Regions from separate parts of the Homo sapiens genome. Here region 1 is linked to region 2. A link is a contact called in ENCODE Hi-C or POLR2A ChIA-PET data. All regions are on one chromosome and are shown on one strand. The core of a region is the stretch at or near the end of the contact, and the rest is flanking DNA. Distances in the headings are between cores, read along the strand shown. Region 1 overlaps PIAS1 (protein inhibitor of activated STAT 1). Region 2 overlaps PIAS1 (protein inhibitor of activated STAT 1).

Evidence for each region. A loop is a pair of places that touch in the nucleus more often than their neighbours do. ChIA-PET counts read pairs that join two places held with the same protein, here RNA polymerase II (POLR2A). Pooled maps may share reads with other maps.
Region 1: a pooled map shows a loop between it and region 2 (1.8-fold over the local background). The contact joins two enhancer-like sites. A Hi-C loop is called at or near these places in 1 of 168 maps with a recorded cell type or tissue (Caco-2) and 1 of 50 pooled maps. POLR2A ChIA-PET finds 5 or more read pairs at or near these places in 7 of 52 experiments (AG04450, BJ, MCF 10A and 4 more).

The regions. Positions count from the first base shown.
Region 1 is chr15:68,153,604-68,156,303 of GRCh38, forward strand. PIAS1 (protein inhibitor of activated STAT 1) reads left to right here. Exons shown (of 14, transcript NM_016166.3): 7 at 1-92. Among named protein-coding and RNA genes, the nearest start is that of CALML4, 50 kb to the right of the region's middle. Within about 2 kb of position 1,433, at least 2 of the 41 ENCODE cell types and tissues checked have a DNase peak (open chromatin) inside an H3K27ac peak, as active enhancers do; they include Panc1, where a contact is called at or near this core.
Region 2 is chr15:68,113,107-68,115,806 of GRCh38, forward strand. The region is part of intron 2 of PIAS1 (protein inhibitor of activated STAT 1); the gene reads left to right. Among named protein-coding and RNA genes, the nearest start is that of PIAS1, 60 kb to the left of the region's middle. Within about 2 kb of position 1,410, at least 3 of the 41 ENCODE cell types and tissues checked have a DNase peak (open chromatin) inside an H3K27ac peak, as active enhancers do; they include Panc1, where a contact is called at or near this core.

The DNA of each region.
Region 1 (2,700 bases), core at 183-2,682, 41 kb after region 2:
AGTATATCTTGTAAAACAGTTGTCCTCAACAGTTCTTCTTCAGAGGTTACGAGCAAAGGGAATAAGGAATCCGGATCATTCTAGAGCTTTAAGTACGTATGATAAACTTATTTCACTTATTCAGCTATTTTGTTAAAGGTTAGAGTAGTATTTTCTCAACTCAAGAAATTTTAGAATTTGTTTATTCACTGGAGCCTGTTGTGTAGTTCTTAGAGTAGTTCTGATATCTTTGTCATGAGCTATATTTTATAATCTATATTTTACTAATCTTAAAATTAACTTTGTGAAGTCAGTGCACAAACATGGAAGAATATTATTCTACAACTTCATAAAATCAATGTTTAAGGAATTCTGGGAAATGGGAAGGGCATCTTGGCATAAATTTCAAGAAAGTTATTTTAGATTGGTGGTTTATCCAGGAAAAATGTACAGAATTATATCATGGCCTCACCCCCTGCATTTACAAAGTGAAGAGAGCCAGTGGGGTGGTAGAAATAATAATTCTGCCATTAATCAATTATATGACTGTGGACAAGTAACGCTGCTCCTGAGTTTCATCTTCCTCATCTGTAACAAGAAGTTTATGCCGTCTGATTTCTAATGCTTCTGCGAAGTCTGGGTTCATACGTGTGAATTACTGGATGGTTTGTTTTGATACGTTGAATTTGAGATTCAAGGTCTTCAAATGGGGCTGTGCTGACCTCTGTTTTTAAGGGTTAAGGTCAGAGGGTTTGGCCTTTCCAAAGAGGTGAACTAAGTTCTTCGTTTATTCTTTTATTTGTGAGAGCCGGGGGCTGCGTGGATTTAGGAGTGAGGGCTGGGGACTTAGAAACAAAACTTTTATAGGCAGGTGTTAGATAGCTATCCTTTAAGGACTTTTGATGTGAACTGATTAATGAAGCCCATTATCAGATTTGTACTTAGGAACACTCTGGTGGAAAGAACTAAGATAATAGCAGCTTTCCTTTTGTAGCATAGCTATTACCCCTTTCTGTAACTTATTTCTGTGGCAGAGTAAAAGATCCCACTACCCCTGAATATCAATATACCCTTAATAGTTCATTGAAGAATTTTTCTGTATTAAAATGGTCCTTTAAAAATGCAGCTAATCCTGAATCAATGGGAGCACACTTTGGCTAATGCCTCTGTAGGCATGCATTGACAGATGATGGAGACCTAGAAGGGCAGCACTGATTTGGGATCTGCGGGAGTGGTGGCACCATTTGGCAGGGATAAGAAGATGGTAGGGATCCTGAAAGAAAAGACAGACATCTGCCTTGAAGGAGAGTATAAGATAACTTGTCTTCTATCACAATCTTGCTGAAGTTATTCCTGGTCATTCTACTGAGAATCTTCGTATTTGCCTCACAATACTAGAATCTCAGCCAGTCAGAAAGCAAAGAATTATGTGAGCCTGTATGGAAGAGGGAATACCAAGAAATAAGGCAGATGAAGTTATTTTATTTAATAGTAACAGCAACAACAACAATAAGGCCAACTGTCTTTGCTCAAGCTGTTAACTCTTCTCCGCTTGTAGCTATAGCACCACCTGGAGGGAGAGTGGGAACGTGAGTCTGGAATTGAATTATTTTATTTTCTCCGAGAAACCACTATTAGCTACCATTAAGCAGCAAAAACTGTTTAATTCAAAAGCTATTTCTAGTCTGATATACTGATGGATGTGGAGAATAATTGTACACTGGATGAGATTTTTGTGGAAATTGATACCTTACCTTACTTATTGGCCAGGGAAGCCAATGGAATATTAATTTGGATCCCACCAGTAAGAAATTTGTTGTAATTTACTAAAAAACAGGTTATCTACCTTTACCTGTATGCTGCCTGTAAAAAAAAAAAAAAAAAAAAAAACCAAAAACTTTCCCAACAAATTATGTAATTAAAATTCTGTTTACAATAACTTGACAAAAGGAAATGTCAGGTATTTTAAAAGAGTCAAATCAGTTACAAATATGTTCTTTGTAAGTCATTCTTAATAAAATAAGTACTTCTAGCAAAGTTTTAGTAGTCAAGCCAGACACTCTTATGTTCTTGAAAGAATAAAGTTGGTATTATTTAGACTTTTCACAGAGAACTCCATTCTCTGAATCATTTGATTTAGTAGGATTTTGTCTTGCAGTTTCTGCCTTTGTGTAGAGTTGTCCCCTCACAACTATGAAAAACAGTCTTTTACCAACTCTTAATCAAGTTTCTTTCTCCTCTTCCTTCTCCCTTCAGCAGTTATTTCAAGCCTTAGCCATAATCTAATCAAACACTATCCCCCTCTCTCAGCACTCTGCCAATGCATGAAAATTGGGGCTACAAGACATGAATTACCTAAACCACCCATTTCTTCCTTAATCTCAGTGCCACCATAATTACTTTTTTAGCTTATCTACATTTGTGCCCAGTCCTCGCTTTATTTTGTTCAGTGTCAAGAGGAAATCTCCCTTTCCCTGCTTATTCATTTATTCTTTTCATTCAAGAAATTGTGTTAAGAGTCTACTGTGTTCCAGGAACAGGAGAATATAACATTAAACAAGACACATACCATCTCTGCATCCCCCAGAAGTTTGCAGTCTGGTAAGAAAGACAGGCATTAAATAATTGCACAAGTCATTAATGAGTTAAAGTTTTGACATGTGCCTTGAAGAAGATAGACAGGGAACTCTGTAGAGGTACAATAGGGGAACGTAGTCCTCT
Region 2 (2,700 bases), core at 160-2,659:
TATTAACATGGAAAGACTTTAATATGTTTTAAGAAGTGTATTCAATGCAAATTTTGTGGGGAACAAAGTATATTACATGCATGTGGTTATATGTGTGCACATACATAGGTACATATCAATGTATGTATAGGAAAATGCCTAGAAGATTGTATACCAAAATGTTTTTCAGCTGCTGTCAAGTAGTACAATTTTAGATGTTCTTTTAAAACTTGGAATGCTTGCATTAACAACAACAAAAAAAGAAAATGAAAGTTTTGCAAAAGAAAGAAAATCAATATCCCAATTATAGTCTGCTTACTTTTTCTGGTTTTACATTCAAACATTGATCATTAGACTTGGTTCATAGCTGGCTGGCTTGAACTGACCCAGTCCTGTTTCATAACCCTGCTGGACTTAAAACAGCCTAATGGTCTGCCAGCTGTGAGAGAATAGATGAGCCAGATAAAGTGTATTTACCATACTTTTAACTCCTGAGCTGCTTGGGAGTCTTTATAGACTCCTTTGATTAAGTCTACCAGGAGACCAGCTACTAACTCAGTAAACTAATCTGAGGAATAATGTAAAGTTAGAATAACTAGGATAGGTAGAGTTAAACTCCAGAGAAAAAAGGTGATGAAAAGTATAAGGCAAGCTTATTAAGGATGGGCTTATTAGGAACCTGATAAAAGGATGTGATAAAAATGAAATCAAAGGGTTTTACAGTGCTAAAGTTTAATAGTATTACATGTTGGAATTGTTTCCTGTTTCTTAGTATAGGTAATTTCTGTATGAATGGAAAATTCATGTGTAATTTTTGTTGTACTCCAAAGAACTTTAGCCACAATTTATTGTGAAATATTTGCAACCTTGAAAATTCAGAAATCTAGCAATAGGATCTCTCTCTGTCTCTCTCTTGCTCTAGCAAACGACTGCATATATTTCATACACACACACACACACACACACACACACACACTTATATACATGTATAGTATATTGGTTTTGTATAAGGTATAAAAAGCAAATTATTATAAAAACAATACATATGCTCAATGTGAAGAATTTTGTAAATAAAAGTTACAAAGGAGTCAATTTTTGCTGCCTTTTTCAATCTTTCAACGCATAATATGTAAATTTGCTTATTTATGCTCTATACTTCATGTTTATATCTTGTCTTTTTCACTTAATATTTTATGACTGTATTCTCATATCATTAAGTATTCTTTCCTTTAAAAATTCCCATTTAAAGATAGTCAAAGCAATATGAATTTGTTAATGATTTAGTATATGAATTGGAGAAAACATATTTTCTGCAGTCTTCTTTCTTAATGGGAGCTGACAGCCTAATGATGAAACTATATCATTCCAGCTATATTTTAAAAAATTACATAGTTGTCAAGTTTTTGTTTGACTAAGTCAGAGGGTTCATTAAAGATTGTAAGGCTGACATTCGTAGATAGGAACTTTAGTTTCACTTTCCCTAAGACAGCAAGAAATATTCTATAACAGAAAGATGACTATTTTTAGCTTTTCTTTCTGCTGGTGAGGTGGAATAGCAAATATTTTTAGAGCAATTGAAAGTACAGCCTCTTAGATTAGCTCAGTGTTTCTATCATCAGAATCTCAATTATTTTATGTATCTAGATTTTTTTTTTACTTCCAATGTTTTGAGTTTATGTAAATTGCAACATGATTCGTCTTTTTATTTTTGATCTAGTTCGTTTCTCTGTGGAACAATATAAAAGATGAAATTTCTAAAACCTTAACTTTTCTTTCTGCACTTTTTATGTATTTTGAGTTGTAATTATATTCTGCTTATTGTGGGCAGTTCTCTTCTTTCTTGGAGATGAAACTTTGATAATTAATACTTACGGGGAGATGGTGTTACAAATCTTCTCTCATAATAGGCTCTTAATATTCACAAGAGAGATCCCCCATGACCATTGTAAGTACCCTTAATTATGAACACCACTAGAACATTTCATCTTTCCCCAAAACGATGCCATAGGATAAGTGAAAATTTGAGGGACTTCTGTTTTTACCCTTAATGAAGGACATCTTGGTTGCTTCCAGGTTTTGGCAGTATAAATAAAGGTGCTGTAAGCATCCATGTGGAGGGCTTTATGTGGACATATGTTTTCAGCTCCTTTAGGTAAATACTAAGGAGTGTGATTGTGGGACTATATGGTAAGAGTATGTTTAGCTTTGTAAGAAACTGTCAAACTCTCTTCCACAGTACATGGTGCTATACTGTAAATGGTATTTTTTTTATTTCAGTTTCTGATTGTTTGCTGTTATTATATGGAAATACGACTGGTTTTTGTATAGCATCTTCACCTTGCTAAATTCGATTGTTCTAGAAGCGTTTTGTAGATTCTATTGAATTTTCTACATAGGTCATATTTTCTATGAATAGACAGTTTTACTCTTTTCCAGTCTTGATGCATTTTTCTTGCTTTATTGTGCTGGCAAGAACCTTCAGTATAATGTTGAATAGAAATGGTAAGAGTGGATGTCACTGCCTCATTCCTAATTTTTGAGGGAAAACATTGATTCTTTCACGTCTCAGTAAAGTGTTTCCTGTAAATTTTCATAGCTGTCTATTATCGATTTGAAGATGTTTACTTCTATTCCTGGTTTCTGGAGAGTGTTTATTAGGAATGGTTGTTGGGTTTTTGTCAAATGCGTTTTCCTCATCTATTGAGCTGTTAATATGGTGTT